3 separate regions of the Homo sapiens genome follow, and regions 1 and 2 are each linked to region 3. A link is an interaction called in ENCODE POLR2A ChIA-PET data of the cell type or tissue named here. Cell type or tissue: GM12878. All regions are shown on one strand. Links, peaks and the distances in the headings refer to the core of each region. The heading gives the core; the rest is flanking DNA.

What was found. Peaks named below come from ENCODE experiments on the same cell type or tissue, not always from the same donor. Only the 100,000 strongest peaks of a DNase experiment are listed, where the experiment ranks them.
Region 1: POLR2A ChIA-PET joins it to region 3 with 6 read pairs; 4 of 35 experiments call an interaction of 5 or more read pairs at or near these places.
Region 2: POLR2A ChIA-PET joins it to region 3 with 7 read pairs; 6 of 35 experiments call an interaction of 5 or more read pairs at or near these places.

The regions. Positions count from the first base shown.
Region 1 is chr3:47,344,969-47,351,609 of GRCh38, reverse strand. KLHL18 (kelch like family member 18) reads right to left here. Exons shown (of 10, transcript NM_025010.5): 10 at 4,794-6,641. Among named protein-coding and RNA genes, the nearest start is that of PTPN23, 33 kb to the left of the region's middle. In GM12878, for the core only: no CTCF peak of the experiment used is centred there; a DNase peak (open chromatin) is centred at 4,219; H3K4me3 peaks cover 461 bases; H3K27ac peaks cover 1,840 bases.
Region 2 is chr3:47,309,781-47,316,421 of GRCh38, reverse strand. The region is part of intron 1 of KLHL18 (kelch like family member 18); the gene reads right to left. Among named protein-coding and RNA genes, the nearest start is that of KLHL18, 30 kb to the right of the region's middle. In GM12878, for the core only: no CTCF peak of the experiment used is centred there; no DNase peak of the experiment used is centred there.
Region 3 is chr3:47,222,894-47,229,534 of GRCh38, reverse strand. KIF9 (kinesin family member 9) reads left to right here. Exons shown (of 21, transcript NM_182902.4): 21 at 833-1,537. The coding sequence ends at 883. All of the region lies in intron 2 of KIF9-AS1 (KIF9 antisense RNA 1), which reads right to left. Among named protein-coding and RNA genes, the nearest start is that of SNORD13J, 24 kb to the left of the region's middle. RefSeq lists an enhancer at 1,325-1,584. In GM12878, for the core only: no CTCF peak of the experiment used is centred there; DNase peaks (open chromatin) are centred at 1,109, 1,674 and 3,724; H3K4me3 peaks cover 939 bases; H3K27ac peaks cover 2,574 bases.

The DNA.
Region 1 (6,641 bases), core at 1,466-6,465, 120 kb before region 3:
AAGCTGGTGTTACTGACCAAAGACATCACATGGAAAGGAAACTACAGAAAATATCTCAAGTGAACACAGATGCAAAAATACTTAATATTAGCAAACCACATCTGACAACATAAAAAATAATTATACACCATAACCAAGTGGGATTTATCCCAGGAATGCAACGTTGGATCGACATCTTAAAAATAAATTAATGTTATAACATTAACAGGCTAAAGAACAAAAACCACATGTCACCTCATAGATGCAGAAAAAGCATCTGATGAAATCTCACACCAATTCATGATACAAACTCTCAAGAAACTAATAACAGAATGAAACTTCCTCAATTTGGAAAAGGTATAGATGAAACACCCACAGGTTAACATCAACTTGAACAGTGATGGACTGAAGGTTTTCCTCCCTAAGATTGAGAACAAGGCAAGGATGTCCACTTTTGCCACTTTCATTCAACACTGTACTAGATTTCTAGCCAGTACAATAAGACAGGAAAAAATTAAAGGCATACAGATTGGAAAGAAAGAAGTAAATGTCTTTATTTGCAGATGACATGATAATGTAGAAAATCTCAAGGAAGACACACACGGACATTTTTTTAAAAAATGATAAAACTAACAGATTGAATTTAGACAGGTCACAGGATATAAGATCAATAAACAAAAATCAATGGTATTTCTATATACTAGCACCAAAAAGTCTGAAAACAAAATTCAGCAAGCAATTCCATTCGTAATAGCAAAGTAATATGAACATTTTAACAAAAGGAGTGTAAGATGTATATACTGAAAATAACAAAATATTGCTAAGAGAAATCAAGGAATATCTAAATAAATGGACACAAACTCCATGTTCACAGACTGGAAGACTTCATATTGTCAAGATGGCAATTCTCAACTTGATCTGTAAATTAAACACAATATATATTTAAAACCTCAGAAGGCTTTTCTGTAGTAACTGACAATCTGATCATAAAAGTGACATGGGAATGCAAAGTATCTAGAAAAGTCAAAAGAATTTTGAAAAATAACAAAGTTGGAGGTGTTACATTACCTGATTTAATGACTTACAAATACTTTAAAGCCAGAGTCATCAATAACACACAATCATGGACAGGCACAGATCAATGGAACAGAACTAAGAGTTTAGAAATAAACCCTTATATTTATGCCCAATTGATTTAGACAAAGGTATCAAAGCAATTCAATGGGGAAAAGATACTCTACAACAAATGGTGCTTGGACAAATGGAAATCGGTCCATGAAAAGATGAATTTAGACTCTTCCCTTACACCATGCCCAAAAATGAACACAAAGTGGATCACATACCTACATGTAAGAATAAAACAAGAAGACTTCAAAAAGTTCTTAAGATACGACACCAAAGGCATGATCCATAAAAGAAACAACTGATAAACTAAACTTCATCAAAGTAAAAAACTTTTACAATTCAACCACCACCACTAAGAAAATGAAAAGAGCCCTTGTTAGTATAGTGGTGAGTAAAAAAAAAAAAAAGAGAAAGGGCTGGGCGTGGTGGCTCACGCCTGTAATCCCAGCACTTCGGGAGGCCGAGGAGGGCAGATCACGAGGTCAGGAGATCAAGACCATCCTGTCCAACATGGTGAAACCCCGTCTTTACTAAAAATACAAAAATTAGCCAGGCGTGGTGGCGGGCACGTGTAGTCCCACTACTCAGGAGGCTGAGGCAGGAGAATTGCTTGAACCTGGGAGGTGGAGGTTGCAGTGAGCCAAGACCACACCACTGCACTCCAGCCTGGCGACAGAGTAAGACTGTCTCAAAAAAAAAAAAAAAAAAAAAAAAAAAAAAAAAGAGAGAGAGAGAAAGAAAGAAAATGAAAATAAAGACAAGCTAAGACTGGGATAAAACATTTGCAAATAATATATTTGATAAATAAAGGATTTGTATCCAGAATATGTAAAACTTTCTTACAATTCATTAATAAGACATGTGAACCAATTTAAAAATGGGCAATAATTGAATAGATATTTCACTAAAGATATACAAATGGTTAACAATCGCATGAAGATGCTCAAAATCATTAGTTGTCAGAGAAATGCAAATGAACCATAATGAGATGCCACTTTGCATCCACTAGAATGGCTACAACAAAACAGAAAAGTCCAAGTGCCGACAAGAATGTGGAGGAACCTGAACCATTCATTATACATTGCTGGTGGAAATGTAAAGAGGGACAGCCACTTTGGAAAAGCTTGGCAATTTCTTAAAAAGTTAAACCTAAACCTACTATATGATCCCAGCAGTTTCACTCCTAGGATCTACCCAAGAGGAATGAAAATATATGTCTAACAAAGACTTATAAATGAATGTTCATAGCCGTATTATTCATAATAGCCCCAAATTGGAAACAATCTAAACATTTATCAATCGGTGAATGAACAAAATATGGTATAAGTGGAATACAACTTAAAAACAATAAAAGGAACTATTGGTACATTCTACAATATGAATGAACTAAATTATTCTAAAGTAGGAAGCCAGACACAGAAGGCCACATATTATATGATTCCACTTATGTGAAATGTCCAGAATAGGAAAATCTATAGAGACAAAATAAAATAGTGGTTGCCTGATGATGCAGGTGAAAAGGGGAACTGCAAAAGGGATTAACTGAGTGATGAAAATATTTTAAAACAAGATGGTGATAATGGTTGCACAGCTCTGTACATTTACTAAAAGTCATTGAGTTGGACACTTAAAATGAATGAACTTTAAGGTATGTAAACTATGACTCAATGAAACTATTAAAAAATCAGTGACGTAAAAAGGAGGAAGACAAGGGAAGCATGATTAGGTGACATTTGAATGTGGATATACCTGATTGTCCCTAAATTCTTCAAGAAGCTATTGTTCAGCCTCTTCTTCATGTCCATTGTTGTGTCTACAGTAATGGAGAGTCTCACAGAGCTCACCACGTAGCAGGTAAAACAGGTAAACAGGTCACTGCATGGTAGAATATGGCCAAGGGCCAGCACAGCAGATGGAGGAGGAGTGCCACGCTGACCAGAGATGTTTTCATGAAGGTAACATCTAAACTGAGATCCTGAAGACCGCTGCTGGGCAGCTGAGAGGAAGTGTCAGTATCTCAGTGACATTCTATGTCATGCTATGAAGTTTAGGTTTTATGAACTGCAGAACTAAGCTGGGCGTGGTGGCTCACACCTGTAATCTCAACACTTAGGGAGGCCAAGGCGGGAGGATTGCTTGAAGCTAGGCATTCAAGACCAGCCTAGGCAACATAGTGAGACCGATTCTCTACAAAAAATAAAAAAAATAGCCAGGCATGATGGTGCATACCTGCTGTCTCAGCAACTCAGGAGGCTGAGGTGGGAGGATCGCTTGAGCCCAGGAGTTCAAGGCTGCAGTAAGCAATGTTGTGTACTGTTAGGTTATTGTGAGTAGCAATAAAAAGCAGCAGTGCTGGACTTTGGGGTGAAATGGAGTGGGCTCTGCTGTTGGTCATGAGGGGGAAAGGAGTCCAAATAACAAAAACAAAGAAAGAAAGAAAAAAGAAATGGAAAGTCAAGCAGATGAATCCAGTTTGACTTAGCAGTCCACTCTTCACCTATGGGGCTCTTTGGCTCTGGTCAAGGGGGCATAGATTACATGGAAAGGGCTGCTACTACTTTACAAGCAACAGGCCTTTCTCCCAGAGGGCAGAGTTCCCAGATAGTCTGGCTATCTCTTTCAGCATGAAGGCACCTGCTTCTTCACTCTTCCCCTTGCTGCCCAGTCTGCTTTTCCAAGGTCTATGACTGTTGGGAGGAATGCTGCTCCCTTCACAGGTGGAAGACACTGCTGTCCTTAGGCAGACTGGACTGTGAGTGTGGAGATCTGGTCTCAATTTCTCACAATGCCACTGGTTAGCTGGAGTCAGGTCAATTACTTGGCCATTCTGAGGCAGTTTCCTTATGCTAAAATGTTACCTGCTCCGTGGGGATTACTGAGGACCATGTGAGATTCAACTGATAAGAGTGTTTATATGTAAGACATGTCCTGGTGGGGTGTGTGTGGGAGTGATATGCCTTCCAAAAACTTAAAAAAATTAAGTTGCCATCCAGGAGTCCAATGGACAAGATTGATCACAAGCTGACTTTTGGAAAAGTGTGACTGAAGAGTTTCCCAACAGGCAAAACCACACTAACCACAGTGTAATCTTGGAAGAGCAGATCTGGAATGCGGCTGTATTTGGGGAAGTGAAACTGAAGATGGGAGTATAGTTCTCACACTGAAGAGCATGCAAATCACCAAGGAAACTTGCTCACGCCAGAATGCTGAGCTGCACCCCAGCCCTAGGGAACCTGTCTCTAGAGAGGGACTTAGGAACGGATCTGTGGTTTAAACATTTTCCAGTGACTTTTATGTGCACCAAAGTTAAAGCACCTCTCGCCTAGAGCATAAAAAAGGAGCTGGAGATGCTGATTCCAGGCAGTCAACAGGCAGCCACATTCCACTGGGAAACTCTGGAGTTTTAGGGCAGTGAATGGAGAAAAGGGGAAATCCGAGAGTAGGGGCGATCAGGACAGGCACCAATATGCAGTCCCAAAGTGCAAATGAAGTCTTTGCATATTTTTCACCAGAAGTGACTCTCATAAAATAAATCTCTCCAAAGACTACTTTTGCTGTACATCTGGCTTTTCCCTTATATTCACAGAAATATTCCCATTTTGTCCAATATATTTTTTTCAGTGAATCACAATTAAAAAACAAACATGTACTTCTAATATCTGAGAAATAAACCAAGAAAGGACAAGAGCTATTAGGAGTGTTCTCTTTATTTCTCTTTGGTTTCTTAACACAAAAGACATGCATTCTATAAATAAAAGGAACTAAGATTTTCTGGGAAACCATAAATTGGGAGGAATTCCCACAGTCACACCTCTGTGGTCAAGAGGATGGTCTTCAGCCCCCATCTGGCTGTAATCTCTGATGAAATCCAGAAGAGAAGGCCCGTGTGTTATCCAAGAAGGTGAAACACTCAAGGACAGTGAATGCCACAGTCCTCTGCTCAGAGCTGGGCTAGGCCCCAAGGCCCACTGAGTACAATGTCTACCCTATCTCCTTGTTACATCCTTTTTACAATATCCTTGGGTGATGCTTCTTTTCATGGGGCTATTGGAAAGGCTCCAACACCAAAGAGCCAGACCAGCCATTTACGAATAGCCATTCACCATCGGACTGAGGAACCTACTGGGAGAGTGTGAATATGTTGGTGTTTCCTGACTTGTGCTCAGAGCCCAGATCAAAACACTGGCTTGATCTTACTTTGAAACATCGACCTCAGGTGCAGCAGTGTAAATTCTACACCAGGAGGTGGGATTGGACTCAGGAAGTCCACTACAAGAGCAGCAGGCCATGGTAGAAAATGATCTGCCATACCCAGTGGCAAAATCTGGGCCAGTATCCTAAGGACCCACTCAGTAGCCCACAGACCGATTCTTAATACCTTCACAATCCAGGCTTGTTGGTGCTACTTCAAATTCACAAAAGAAAGGGGCTTATAATAAGACAAGCACTGATACACTCCTAACAGGAAATGCACACCCCACCCACCTTCCGAGTCTACCCCTACAGGCAAACCAGGAAGGAGGGAGAAATGCTGGAGCCCTACCACGAGCCCAGGTTAAACGACATCCGATATCAGATTGTTGAGACGTTAAAAATAAAAATATCATTTTCAAGTGCTTGTAGCAGAGGCCTAGCTCCTAAGTTGTAGGTAACAAAGGTACTTCCCTCTGAATACATGGCGATTGCACACACTGGTAAACCTGACGGTCCTGGGGTGGGGGAGACACCCCAGGCTCCACATTGTGCCTTTCTGAACAGGCTTCCAGGCCACCCCAGGCAGGCAGCAAAGGATAGGAAACCAAGCAGGTGGAGACTGGAGCCCTAAGACTCAGTCTTGGGTTACAGGAATTGAATCTTCTTTTAGTCTCTACTGGAAGAATTTTAGAAAACCAATTTTGGCAGCAGCAGTTGAAGGACAGCCCCACTGCCCAGTGCACTGGCAAGAGAAAATGTCCTCCTCTTTGAGTCCCGCTGTGCTACATTAGGTCCTATCCAGGGAGGAGGAAGCAATATGAAATCTTTCCAAAAGGTAAAGGTCATTTGCCAAGATTAGAGGAAGAAATATAAAATCTGTTCTTTGCAGCAGCAAGAGATTCTTTCGGCCTTTAGTTCTTTATGTCATAAAAGCCAGCTGTGCTTGAATGTAAAGGTCCACCTTGCTGGTCAGTCTGCCCAGGGCTGGAGGGAGGCCAGACTCTTGGGATTGGCGAGTGGATGGAGGAGCAGTGGAATGGCAGAGCAGACAAGGTTACCAGACCAAGCCCGCCCACAGCTGGTAGAAGGAAGCCCTGGTTAGGTTCTAGAGGTGCATATGGTCAACGTGCCCCAGAAGCATCACAATGAGGGAAATCATCCAAGAACGAGATTGATGGGCAAGTGAGAATCTGGCCAGACCTGCTGTTTCCTGCTGGTCAAAAAAGGAAGCAATGTTAGTGAGAGTGGGGAATCTGAATGAGCGCCATGGTGGCAGTAGGAGGTAATCACAGGGGCGCCTGGAGCCCCCAGCCACAGCTAGGAGCCCCCACCAAGAAGAGTGG
Region 2 (6,641 bases), core at 1,072-6,071, 87 kb before region 3:
CAAACTCCTGGCTTCAAGCAATCCTCCCACCTCAGCCTCTCAAAGAGCTGGGATTACAGGCGTGAGTCACCACACCTGGCCTAGTTTGTTGTTATTGAGAAATCCAATGCTATTTTGAATCCTAACTCTAAGTATGTAACTGTGCTCTCTAGAAGCCTTTAGGATTTTCTCTGTATTCTTGTAGTTCTAAAATTTCACAGTATTGTATCTTGGTATTGGTTTTCTTTTATTGTGCTGTATCAATCTACAGACATTATTTCAGTTCTGGAAAAATCTCTTTACACCATTTAATCCTTGATAATTTCCTCCCTCCTATTGTAATTTTTTCTCCTCAGAAATTTCTATTAGTCAGGTGTTAGATTTCTTGGAATAATCCTCTAATTTTCTTATTGTTCTTCCTCACTTTCCATCTCTTTCATTTGGTCTATCAGTGAGGAAACTTCTTCAACCCTATCTTACAATCTTTCTGTGTTGTAGGTTTTTATACTGGCTATCATATTTTTAATTTCCTAGAGTTCTTGTTTTCAAAAGCTTCCTTTTTAAAAGAATCCTGTTCATCTTTCATGAATGCAATATTTTCTCAAATCTCTCCTGAGACAGTATATAGTTACAACTTTTTTTCTTCTTTATCTCTCTGCTTTTACTGTTTCCTGAGATATTTTCTCTTCCAATTGTTTTGATCTCTGTCTTCTATGTTAGAGGTTTTCTTTAAATGTCTGGTGACACTTGGCTAGGGGGTAGGCTTGTTGATTTGTGGGCTTCACATTAGGGTGATCAGGCAAGAATCGGCCATTTGATTGAGGACCCCTAGAAGTATTCAGTATCTTCAGGACTTTTTCTCTGGAGTTAATTTTATCAGAGCACGATCTTCCAGTCTCTTGCAGGGAAATATCTGTCGGCCTACAGATATTCTGGAAACTGGGTCTAAGAGGTGGATGGTTCTACCATGCACTACTGATAACTCTTATCTTAAAGCCCTTCTTTTCAGTTTTGTTCCATATTGCACCCTTTCTCCTATGCTTGGTGTGCCTGATTCGGAGCCTCTGGTTCAGTATCTAAGACTAAACTTCCTATCTCCTGAGAGAGTGGGGGAGGGGGTGCAGGCATCTAATTGCCTTTCATACAGACTTCCAAGTAATCTTCCTGTTTTCAGTATTTGGTGTCTCCAATTCTGGAACAATTCCAGGGTTCTACACTAGAAATCCTCTTCCTTCTCAGTTTCTCCCCCGGGAGGCACTTTCAGTTCCTCTGGCCCACTAAGTCTTCCACACATGCTCTCTGGCTTTAATATTCCATTGATTTCTCATTTGCTGATATGTCTTTCCCCTCTTACTACTATTTTAATGGGGTTATGGAGGGGAATGAAAGTTAAGTATGTGTTCAACTGGCTGTGTTTAACTGCTGTGCATTTATTTTTCATCTAGAAAATAAACAGAAGACAAAAGAACAAGCTGTATGTGCACCAACAGAGTGACCTGGTTTCAAAAAAAAACCAGCTACAGAGAAGATAGGCCTATCTTGGGATATGTTAGCCTGATTACATTTGAGTTCTGTATTCAGCTAAGGGGAACAACAAATTGGACCTTGTCTAGATGAGGAAGACCAAGATGGGCAAGAGTCTGAAAGCTACATCTTATAAGGAATAGCTAAAGGATAGTCTGGAAAAGGTAATTTAGGAGGAACCTGATAGTTGTTGTCAAATCCTAGAAGGGCTATCACATGGATTAGGGCAGATCTAGAAAATTACAGGAAGGCAGATTTTCTTTTATCATAAAGAATAAGAGCTAAGTGCAGGGCGCGGTGGCTCATGCCTGTAATCCGAGCTCTCAGGGAGGCAGAGGTGGGAGGATAGCTTGAGCCCAGGAGTTCGAGACCTGCATGGGCAATATAGCGAGACTCCGTTCTTCACAAAAAGGAAGAAAAAAAAAAAGACAAAAAACAAATAAGCGTAAGAATAAGAGCTAAGAACACTTAGCGGGGTCCTGGACTGGTTTCAAAACTATTAAGTGACTACTTAGAGGCCTTCCAATTCTACAATCCTGTGATACTACATTTTTGTGAAAAGCTTTTAAAAACCCAAACACTCTCATTTGTAATCTCAGTTTTTACATGTCTCATTTTTTGCTGGGCACAGTGGTTTATGCCTTTAATCCTAGCTCTTTGGGATGCTAAGGTGGGAAGGTTTCTTGAGGCAGGGATTTTTAAGACCAGCCTGGGCAACACAGCAAGACCTCATCTCTACAAAAAACTAGCCAGGCATGGTGGTGCATGCTTGGGAAGATGGTTTGAGTCCAGGAGTTCAAGGTTGCAGTGAGCTATAATTGTCACTGCACTCCAGCCTGGGCAACAGAGCAAGAGAATGTCTCGAAAAATAAAATAAAATAAAATGTCATTTTTTAAAAAAAGAGATGATCATTTATTGAGCTCCTTTTGTATGCCACTGACTATGCCAGGTACCCATTCTGCACATTTTCTCATTTCAGTCCTCACAGCAACCCTCTGCAGTAGGCAGCTACTGTGAATCATGTTCTATAGATGAGAAAACCAAGATTTGGAAGTTAAGTAGCTCACCCAATGTCAGGTAGCTATTATGTGAAGAGAAGGAATTATGCTTAGGTTGTTACTGGTGGAATTGGAGAGGGACCTAATAAATAGCATACCTTCTCTCAGCTTGAGTTCTCAGTCAATTGAGAAAAAAATTATAAATAAAAAACCTACACATGATAAAACTACATAGAATTAAATATACATATACACAGAATGAATAAAAGTAAAACTGAAGAAATCTGAATAAGATTGCAACTGAATATTCTAGTTGCAATATTGTACTTTCAGTTCCTCTGGCTTAATAGTTTTGCAAGATATTACCACTGGGAGAAACTGGGCAAAAGGAAAAAGTTGTGGGCATGGTGGTTCATGCCTGTAATCCTAGCACTTTGGGAGGCTGAGGTAGGAGGACTGCCTGGGTCCAGAAGTTTCAGACCAGTCTGGGCAATATGGCAAGACCATGTGTTTACAAAAAATAAAATAAAATGAATTAGCTGGGTGCAGTGGTATGCGTCTGTAGTCCCAGCTACTTAGGCAGCTGACACAGGAGGATTGCTTGAGCCTGAGAGTTGGGGGTTACAGGAAGTTATAATCACACCACTGCATTCCAGCCTGGGCAGCAAAGTGAGACCCTTTCTCTATTAAAAAAAAAAAAAAAAAAAATTAGGCCGGGCACGGTGGCTCACGCCTGTAATCCCAGCACTTTGGGAGGCCGAGACGGGCGGATCACAAGGTCGGAAGATCGAGACCATCCTGGCTAACACAGTGAAACGCTGTCTCTACTAAAAATACAAAAAATTAGCTGGGCATGGTGGCAGGCGCCTGTAGTCCCAGCTACTCAGGAGGCTGAGGCAGGAGAATGGCGTGAACCTGGGAGGCGGAGCCTACAGTGAGCCGAGATTGCGCCACTGCACTCCAGCCTGGGCGACAGAGCGAGACTCCATCTCAAAAAAAAAAAAAAAAAAAAAATTAAAAGGTATGTGTGATTTCACTGAATTATCTTACCACTGCATGTGATTCTACAATTATCTCAAAATAAAACATCCATTTAAAAAAAGGACTAAACTAAGCATGGTGGCACATGCCTTGGATCTCAGCTACTAGGAGTTTGAGGCCAGCGTGGGCAACATAATGAAACCTAGCCTCTCAGGGGGCGGAGGGAGCACAAAGCGAATGGGAGATAAAAATATTATTTTCTTACCAATAAATGTAACATAAACTATAGCTTATATAAGAGGGTAAGTGGGTTCCCTATAATTAATATCTAGAATTACACAGGCCCATGCAAAGGCCACTTTCTCCACTGATCTGCAATTACCTCAAATCTCCCCTCTTCCCCACTCCTAAGGTGGCAAAGACATGTGAACTGGTGCCACACAATTTTTTCAAAAAAATTCATCTGTAAGAAACACATAACTGGTTGGTTAGAAAACTTAAGGCTATTTAGCATACATCTCTACCTTTAGTCACATTTTGCTACATACCCACCTCTAAAAATATACTTCTTATAAAATATTATCAATGAAATGGAATCAGACAGTAGATTTAAAGTATTAGAGTTAGGTTCAAAGTCCAAGATAGGACAGAAAAAAAGAAATGAATCTATGGTATACACAAAACACTCTACACTAAAATAGCTATACCCATGAATACACATGGAAGCTGCTGAGGCTAGATCAGGACATGAGATCTCCTTGTGTATTCAACAAACAGTGCCCCTGCCCATACTACCACTGTGGAATTATTTGCAATGAATAGCATCTACGAAGCAAATTTGGGGCAATCATGGGACTTCCTAGATATGTACAACACCTCCGAATTTGCTTCTAAGAAAAAAAGATCAATTCAAATGAGAAAGACTAAACCACTTCCACTAAAACTAGCAAAGACTCAGCATTCATGCCCCTTGGCTTCTACAAAGAGTGGATACAGAATTCTTCCTGAGCAGGGCTCTGCATAATACACTCTGAAGACTGAAAATGCAGTACTCCTGCTTGCCTCTATATTATTTTTTATTATTATGGCCCTGAAACTTTAACACCTGTCAACAGCTTTGTTTGGTAAATTAAAAGAAGTGATGGAGTTACACAAGGGGGAAGAAGATTAGGTCTACCAGTCAACAGATAACTTATATGTTCATATGTTGTAACTCTACTATACTTGTTTTGTTTGTTTGTTTGTTTTGAGACAGAGTCTTGCTCTGTCACCAGGCTGGAGTGCAGTGGCGCAATCTCGGCTCACTGCAATCTCCGCCTCTCGGGTTCAAGTGATTCTCCTGCCTCAGTCTCCTGAGTAGCTGGGACTACAGGCACCTGCCACCATGCTCGGCTAATTTTTTGTATTTTTAGTAGAGACGGGGTTTCACTATGTTAGCCAGAATGGTCTTGATCTCCTGACCTCATGAACCGCCCACCTTGGCCTCCCAAAGTGCTGGGATTACAGGTGTGAGCCACCACGCCTGGCCTATACTTGGTTTTTAAAATCATGAACATACTATTCCTTTGGTAAATGTTTGAGATCAGTGGCTTCCATGATTCAAGAACAGCTATGAAAAGCAAAGTGATGTGATGTGAGGCTGACTAAATAGATGGGACACTCAAGAATTCTACATGTTACTTTAAAAGTATCAAGAGGCCAGAAGATCGAGGTCATCCTGGCTAACATGGTAAAACCCCGTCTCTACTAAAAATACAAAAAATTAGCCGGGCGAAGCGGTGGGCGCCTGTAGTCCCAGCTACTCAGGAGGCTGAGGCAGGAGAATGGCATGAACCCAGGAGGCAGAGCTTGCAGTGAGCCAAGATCGCGCCACTGCATTCCAGCCTGGGCGACAGAGCGAGACTCCAGATCAAAAAAAAAAAAAAGTATCAGGAAACCAGGGAACAGGACTAAGGAAGAAATTCGAAGCTGACCAGGCCACTCTGTGGAGATAGAGTATGAACTGGAGGGACAGGAGTGGCAGCTAGGAGTCCAGCCATGAGACCACTGCCTGGTCCAGAGAGAGAAGAGCTGAGCTCGGCCTGGATGGTGGCAGTGGGAAAGGAGAAAAGAAGTCAGACTCAGGAAAGATGCTGACCTTAGAACTGCTGTGACCTGGTGACTGAGTAGATGTGGGAGTGAGGGAAAAGAGGTGTCAAGATGACTTCCAGGTTACTGGTGCGATCTGGCATGTGGAGGTGCCATATACTTAGATCAGAAACGACAGAGAAGGACAAAGTCAGGAGTAAATGACCAAATAAAGTTTTGGACAAGCTGACACCGAGTGCCTGGGAGGCATCTAAACAGAGACTATGTAGAAAGTGGATGACAGAGTCTGGTATACAGAGATAAGTCTGGGCTCAAATAACACTTTTGGAAATAATCAGTGAAGACAGAAAAAAGATCATTCAGGGAGAGAACTCGAAGTGTGAAGAAAAGAGGCTATAAGACAGCCTTGAAGAACTTCAACATCTAAAGATCACCTAGTAGAGGATCTATCAGCAAAGAAGACACAGAAGGGAGGTACACAGAAAGGAAATGAGAAGAGAAGCAGGAAGATGTCTGGAGGTAGAAAAGAGTGTAGGTCCACCAGACAGGCAATGTGGCATAGAGACTGGATGGAATCAGAAGGCCCTCACCAGCTCTGCTACCTCAGACAGGGCTGCTCAACACAAATTCTGTTCCCTACCACAGGCAGGTGGGGCTCAGCATTCAAACAGTAAAGCAGCCTGGCAAAATCTGAGTTAGGAGTAATCTGAGACAGGTGTTCCCAAAGAAAGTAAAAGATATACCCAGAGTAGATTTCTCTTTGATGGAAAACATTTTGATACTACTGTTCCTACCTTCAGGAGCTCACAATGAATATACATAAGGCATTAAGAACAGTTAACCTCCCCCTCCCCCTCCCCCTCCCTCTCCCCACGGTCTCCCTCTGATGCCGAGCCGAAGCTGGACTGTACTCCGCCATCTCTGCTCACTGCAACCTCCCTGCCTGATTCTCCTGCCTCAGCCTGCCCAGTGCAGGCGCGCGCTGCCACGCCTGACTGGTTTTCGTTATTTTTTTGGTGGAGACGGGGTTTCGCTGTGTTGGCCGGGCTGGTCTCCAGCTCCTAACCGCG
Region 3 (6,641 bases), core at 719-5,718:
TATAGGAAACATATAGATCAGATTTTTCATGGTCAAAATCTGTTTCCTGTTTTACTGAGTCTCATGGTGGCTTGACAGTGGCGTGTGTATGTGTGTGTGTTTGTGTGTGTATTGAAATCGTGACCTTGTGTTTGATTGAACTTAAGCTCAAGGAGACCTGAACACATAAATAGAAATTATTTTCCCCCTGAAAAGGTTTGCACTTGCTTTCTGCAGTTACCCATGGGGCATTACCAACCCAGGACCATTTTAACCCTCTTCAAGAATTCCAGTTTAATATGGGAGCTTCAATTCAGACTCCTACTTTGTGGGGAACCTAAGATTCCATGTTCCAAGCTAGTTTTAGCGTTTGCTGGCTTACAGCCCACTGTTTCTGTTTCAGCCTACAGTTTTCACCTGCTTTCTAAGAGCCTAGTGATGCATTAAAAAGGTATAATTTGTGAACATCTGATTGATTGCAGTGGCAAAGAGAGGGCCCTTCTGAATACCTGGCCCCTAACTCCTCTGGAGATAGAACCCTCTTCTTTTCTTTCTGAACCTATTCCCTATCAGAAACTCCCAAGAATGCCCTTGAAACCTATATGCCTCCTTTCAAATATGCCTGCCAGACTGTTTTAAAATAGTTTTACACACTTTCTTTAGGATAAAAGAATGAAAGAGTTTGAATGGATGTTATTTCTCAGAGAATTGGGGCTACTCAGAAGGAATCCTTGTCCACAACCCATGATGTTTGCAGGAGGAATGATAGGGTGAATGTGAGTGGCCTGGTCTGAGTCCCTGCTATGTCTGTCCCTCCTAATAAGTTCCTGTTTTCTCTTCCCTCTGTGTCCAGCATAATTACTTGAAAACCATGATGGGCCTCCAGCAGGCACATAGAAAATAGAACCTCATCGCCAGTACCTTAAAGGACAAGACCAGCAACTCCCACCTACTGTAGTGGAGCTGCTCAACCACCTGCCCAGAGCTGCAGCCCCCTCTACTCCAATGCTGGGACCCAGCACAGAGAACACATTTGGCCTGCATGTTGGGAGGAGCATCCTCCAAGGACAACCTTGCTCATCTCCACAGAGCACTTTGGGTTTTAATTCACTGTCTTATATGCAGGGACAGGATAAAATAACTTTCTAGTTTGGACTTTCAGTGCTCATCTGAGAACTTTGTCTTATTTCCTGTCTGAAAGGACATATTCTCTATGTATGTGTGAGGTCAGAACTGAGTCTCAAGTAGGAAGGCAGAAAAGTAGCTCAGCCAGGCTCCTCCTGGCAGGCCTTTGTCACACTGGTCAGCCCCTTTCCTGGATAGACATCCTAGGGTGGGGGTGGTGAGCTCGGTCTGAGGAGCTCTGCTTCTCACAGCTCCCTCAGACCCTAAGTTCTCTCAAGACATCTTTTCTGTGTTTCTGAGCCAGTGAAGAAGACAGGAGGAGGCCCTCCTTCATTTGGCAACCAGGGGAGGATAAGGTCTAGCCACAGAGACCAGAAAGGGATGAGGCAGAGCTGGCTCCATGTACCAGGGAATAAATGAGCAGCTTCTGGGAGACATGTCCTCTGCATGTTTCCAGAACACCACGGCCTTCCCTACGCAGCATGCACGGCCACCAGGCACCAGGGTGCCTCCCCTCCCCGCTTTCTCTCTCCGTGTAGGCTGCACTGAGCAGAAGTGAAAGTGAACGATTTACCCTGAATAGGAACTGGGATCACTGTCAAGGCTGAGCAGGGAAGAGAGAAGATATCACTCTCTATCAAGTTACCAGGCTGCAGCTTGGGCCCTTGGTGGTGGCACCAAAGGGAAAGAGTTCATTACTTTGCTCAGAGAACAAACTCAGGCCCTCTGGGGCCTTCCAGGCTGACTGATACGCCCCTGGGTTGGTAAACCAAGTCTCCACTGAGCGAAAAGTTTCAGTGCTTCCTTGGAATTGTATCTCACCCCCTCTTCTGTTCTTATGGGTCAAGGCCTTGGCCTGACACTCTGTGGGTGCTCCCCCGTCTGACACCCTCATCAGGGCCTTGAGGTTTCTGTTATTCTTCCAACAGTGGGAGAGGAGGTTCTGCTCACCTGGCAGTCCTGTCATGGGAAGCTGTGAGAGAAAAATACATCACTTCTGATGGGTGATATCTAGCTCTGGGACCACTTTGTATGAGGAAAGATGGAAGGAACTAGGTCTGCTTACCTGAAGAGGAAGAGAAATGTGACAGAGGCCATGAGGGGCTGCCAGGTAGAAGGGAAAGCAAGAGGATGTGGATGTGGGCTGAATGAGTAGCAAACATTTTTCCCAAAGGTTTTGTTGTTATTGTTGTTGTTTTTGAGACAGGGTGTCACTCTGTCATCCAGGCTGGAGTGCAGTGGTGCCATCACAGCTCCTTGCAGCCTCAACCTCCTGGGCTCAATCCTCCCACCCCAGCCTCCTGAGTAGCTGGGACTACAGGTGCGCACCACCATGCCTGGCTAGTTTTTTAAATTTTTTCTGGAGATGGAGTCTCACTATGTTGTCCAGAATGGTCTTGAAACTTCTGGGCTCAAACGATCCTCCCACCTCAGCCTCCCAAAGTGCCAAGGGATTACAGGTGTGAGCCACCTCTCCTGGCTAAGATTGTTATCTCAAAATAAGAAGAGGCTTAAAATGAGAGCAGTCCTGGCATGAAGTCATTAGTGAGGGCCCTGCAGCAGTAGGCTGTCTGGCAAGGAGGTTGCACCTGGTTGAAGGTTGAACTGGATAGTATCTATCCAATCAAAAACCCTGTGATTCTGCTCTTCAGCCCATCAGCAGATGGACATGGATTTTGTTGAAGAAAGTGATAGGATTGCCTTGGGGGCTCTGCCCTCTCCCTCCTCCAGCTCCTTTCTCTTCCCCTGACTGATGCTTCCAGGAGTCGATGCTTCCAGTATGGCAGGAAGGTAGGGGTGTTGTGTTCATTCAGATGGGTCTGTCATTCCAGAAAATAGTTCCTGCTGAGTTAATTTGCCAGCCAAGTCACCCCTGGAGGGACTTCCAGTTGCAACAATGTGACAGGTGAGATAATCTGAAAACATTCCTGCTACAAATAGAGGTGCTGACTAAAATATAACATTCTTTTAAATACAGTTGACCCTTGAGGCCACATGTGGTGGTTCATGCCTGTAATCCCAGCACTTTGGGAGGCTGAGGCAGGTAGATCACTTGAGGCCAGGAGTTTGAGACCAGCCTGGCAAACATGGCAAAAACCTGTCTCTACTAAAAATACAAAAATTAGCCGGGTGTGGTGGTGCACACCTGTAATCCCAGCTACTTGGGAGGCTGAGACACAAGAATTGCTTGAACCTGGGAGGCGAAGGCTGCAGTGAGCTGAGATCATGCTGCCGCACTCCAGCCTGGGGAACAGAGATTCTGTCTCAAAAAAAAAGAAAAAGAGAAAAGAAATACAGTTGACCCTTGAACAACACGGGTTTGAAATGCACAAGTCTACTTATACATGGGATTTTTTCAACCAAAGGTGGATTGAAAATACAGTATTCAAGGGATGCAAAATCTGCATATGTGGAGAGTCAACTTTTTGTATGTGCAGGTTCCGCAGGACTGAGTGCAGGACTTATGTGTGGATTTTGGCATATGGAAGGGGCCCTGGAGCCAATCCCACATGTATACCAAGGGACGACTGTACAAAGTAAGATTTGCAAGCAAGAAAGGGAACTGTCAGGAGCTGAACATAAAGGAGGAACTGAAAACCTGAGTGGTCAGCGTGTGAACTGGCTATGTCTTCTAGGGACTAGGAGAAGGTATGTGAGCGGATTGTTACTTTTGAAGGTTAAATGTCCACATAAGTATGAGAAATAAGACGTCAGTTCATGCCATATAGGAAGCTGGAAATGGGACTGCCTGAATAAAGATGGCACCCTGAAGGCTTCATCACTGGTGAAGAGGTGAGCTAGAAAACCGAATGTCTAATTGTCTCCCTAAACATACTTTACCCATAACCTTCCTTAGCCTAATTGCTCAGGCTAAAATCCTTAGTTTTGTACTTCATTCCTCTCTTCTCTCAGACCTCACACTGAATCTATCCAGAAATTCAGTAGGCTTTACCTTCCTCCTATATTCAAAATCTGACCATTTCTCACCACTTCTTGCCTGGATATTGCAACAGCTTCCTGTCTCCTGGCTTCTCCTTTTGCTCTCTATTTCCAGAACAGCAGCCTGGCTGAACCTTTTTTTTTTTTTTTTTCCTCATGCTGGAGAGCAGTGGCATGATCCTAGCTCACTGCATCCTCGAACTCCTGGGTTAAAACAATCCTCCCATGTCAGCCTCCAGAGTAGGTAGGATTACAAGCCACCAGGTCTAGCCCTGGTTGACCTTCTGAAATATGTTAGATCACATTACACCTCTTCTCAAATTTTTAATGGTTTCCTATTTTGCTCAGAGTGAAACCCAAGTCCTTAAAACATCCCACAAGATCCTATATAATCGTGACTTCTATGATTTCTCTACTCTTGTCTCATCTACTGTCCCCTTGCTCACTCTACTCCAGCCACATGGGCTTCCTTACTTTTCCTCCCAACATGCCAGACAGACAGCTCCTGCTTCCAGGCCTTTGCAATGGCTGTTTCCTCTGCCTAAAACATTCTTTCCCTACATGTCCACATGATTCACTTTCCTAAGTCCTTGCTTAAATGTCACTTTTTTCTTTTCTTTTTTTTTTTTGAGTCGGAGTCTCGCTGTGTCTCCCAGGCTGGAGTGCAATGGTACAATCTTGGCTCACTGCAACCTCCGCCTCCCAGCTTCAAGCGATTCTCCTGCCTCAGCCTTCCAAGTAGCTGGGATTACAGGCACGTGCCACCACACCCAGCAAACTTTTGTATTTGTAGTAGAGATGGGGTTTCACTATATTGGCCAGGCTGGTCTCTTGGCCAGGCTGGTCTCAATCACCTGACCTCGTGATCCGCCTGCCTCGGCCTCCCAAAGTGCTGGGATTACAGGCGTGAATCACCACGCCCGGCCCTTTTTTGAGACAGAGTTTCACTCTCTTGACAGGCTGGAGTGCAGTGGTGCGATCTCTGTTCACTGCAACCTCTGCCTCCTGAGTTCAAGCAATTCTCACACCTCAGCCTCCAAGTAGCTGGGATTACAGGCGCGCACCACCACGCCCAGCTAATTTTTTTTTTGTATTTTTTTTTTTTTTTTTTTTTAGTAGAGACGGGGTTTTTCACCATGTTGGCCAGGCTGGTCTCAAACTCCTGACCTCGAGTGGTCTGCCTGCATCAGCCTCCCAAAATGCTGGGATTATAGGCATGAGCCACCACACCCGGCTTTAAATGTCACATTCTGTAGCAGATGCTGTCATGCCTTGACACAGTCCCTTGCACTTGCCATTCCTGCTAATGGCTTCCTAGTGAAAGCATCTGCAACTTTCCACATAAAGGCTTTGTCTACATAGGTGTTCATCTGCTTCAGGGTAGTTCCAAATGCCAGGGAGTTAACGACACCTTTAGGAGCAACCCTCAACCAATAAATCAGTGGATTATTATCTCAACTTTCTCCCCTTTGGGTAGAACAACTCCTCTGGGCATGTTTTCCACTAAATGGAACTTTCCCAGGACTTCCCAGCATAAACACACAAATTCACACATACACGAATGGAGCCAAAGAAAAAAATAGTTGATATATTGTTTGTGGGCTTGTCAATGAAATGATAACATCTTAAAATACTTAGGCTAGGCACAGTGACTCATGACTGTAATACTGGCACTTTGAGTGGCTGAGGTAGGAGGATTGCTTGAGCCCAGAAGTTCGAGACCAGCCTGGGCAACATGGCAAAATCCCATGTCTATAAAAATAAAATAAAAAATTAGCTGGGCATGGTGGCACTCCAACCTGACAACAGAGTGAGACCCTGTCTATATATATATATGTAAATGGAATTTGAGGAGAAAAGTAAAAATAAGAAAACAAAAAAGAAGCATAAAAAAGAATATATGTATGATATATATAACATTATTTTAACAGCTTTAATTTTTTTTTAATGGGCTCAAGCAATCATCCCACTAAAAATCCTGGCTAATTTTTTTTTTTTTAACTTTCTATAGAGACAAGTTCTCACTATATTGCCCAGGTTGGTCTTGAACTCCTGGGCTCAAGTGATCCTCCTGCCTTGGCCTCCCAAAGTGCTGGGATTATAGGCATGAGCCACTGCACCTGGCCTATATTTTTAATAATATATATTATAAAAGTGTAATGAAAAGGATACAATTGAATCAGTATAGCACCCAAAGTTTCTTTCTAGAGGTCTGAGATTCAAGGTAGGACAAAAAGCTCTGGAGAGTCCCTCCTATGTTCCATTATCTTTAATCCAAAGAGCTCAGATACCTCTATTGCTATTTCCTCTGGCACTGCAGGGAAGTTCCAATCCACCTGGTCCGCACTAGTTGGGCCCAGGGAGTATCGGTCTGGGCTTGATTGTTGGTCAGTGGATTGCACTTTTATGAAGCAATACAAAATAGGGACAGATCACAGGCTTTGGGCCAGAGACACCTGAGTTTAGATTGGGATTCTGTATCTTACTGACATTTGACATTGAGTAAGTTGTCTAATTTCTCTGCCTTCCTTTCCTTGTGTATAGAACCATGATCACTGTAGGGCTTTGTGGAATGATGTGAAGTGCACAGCAGGTCC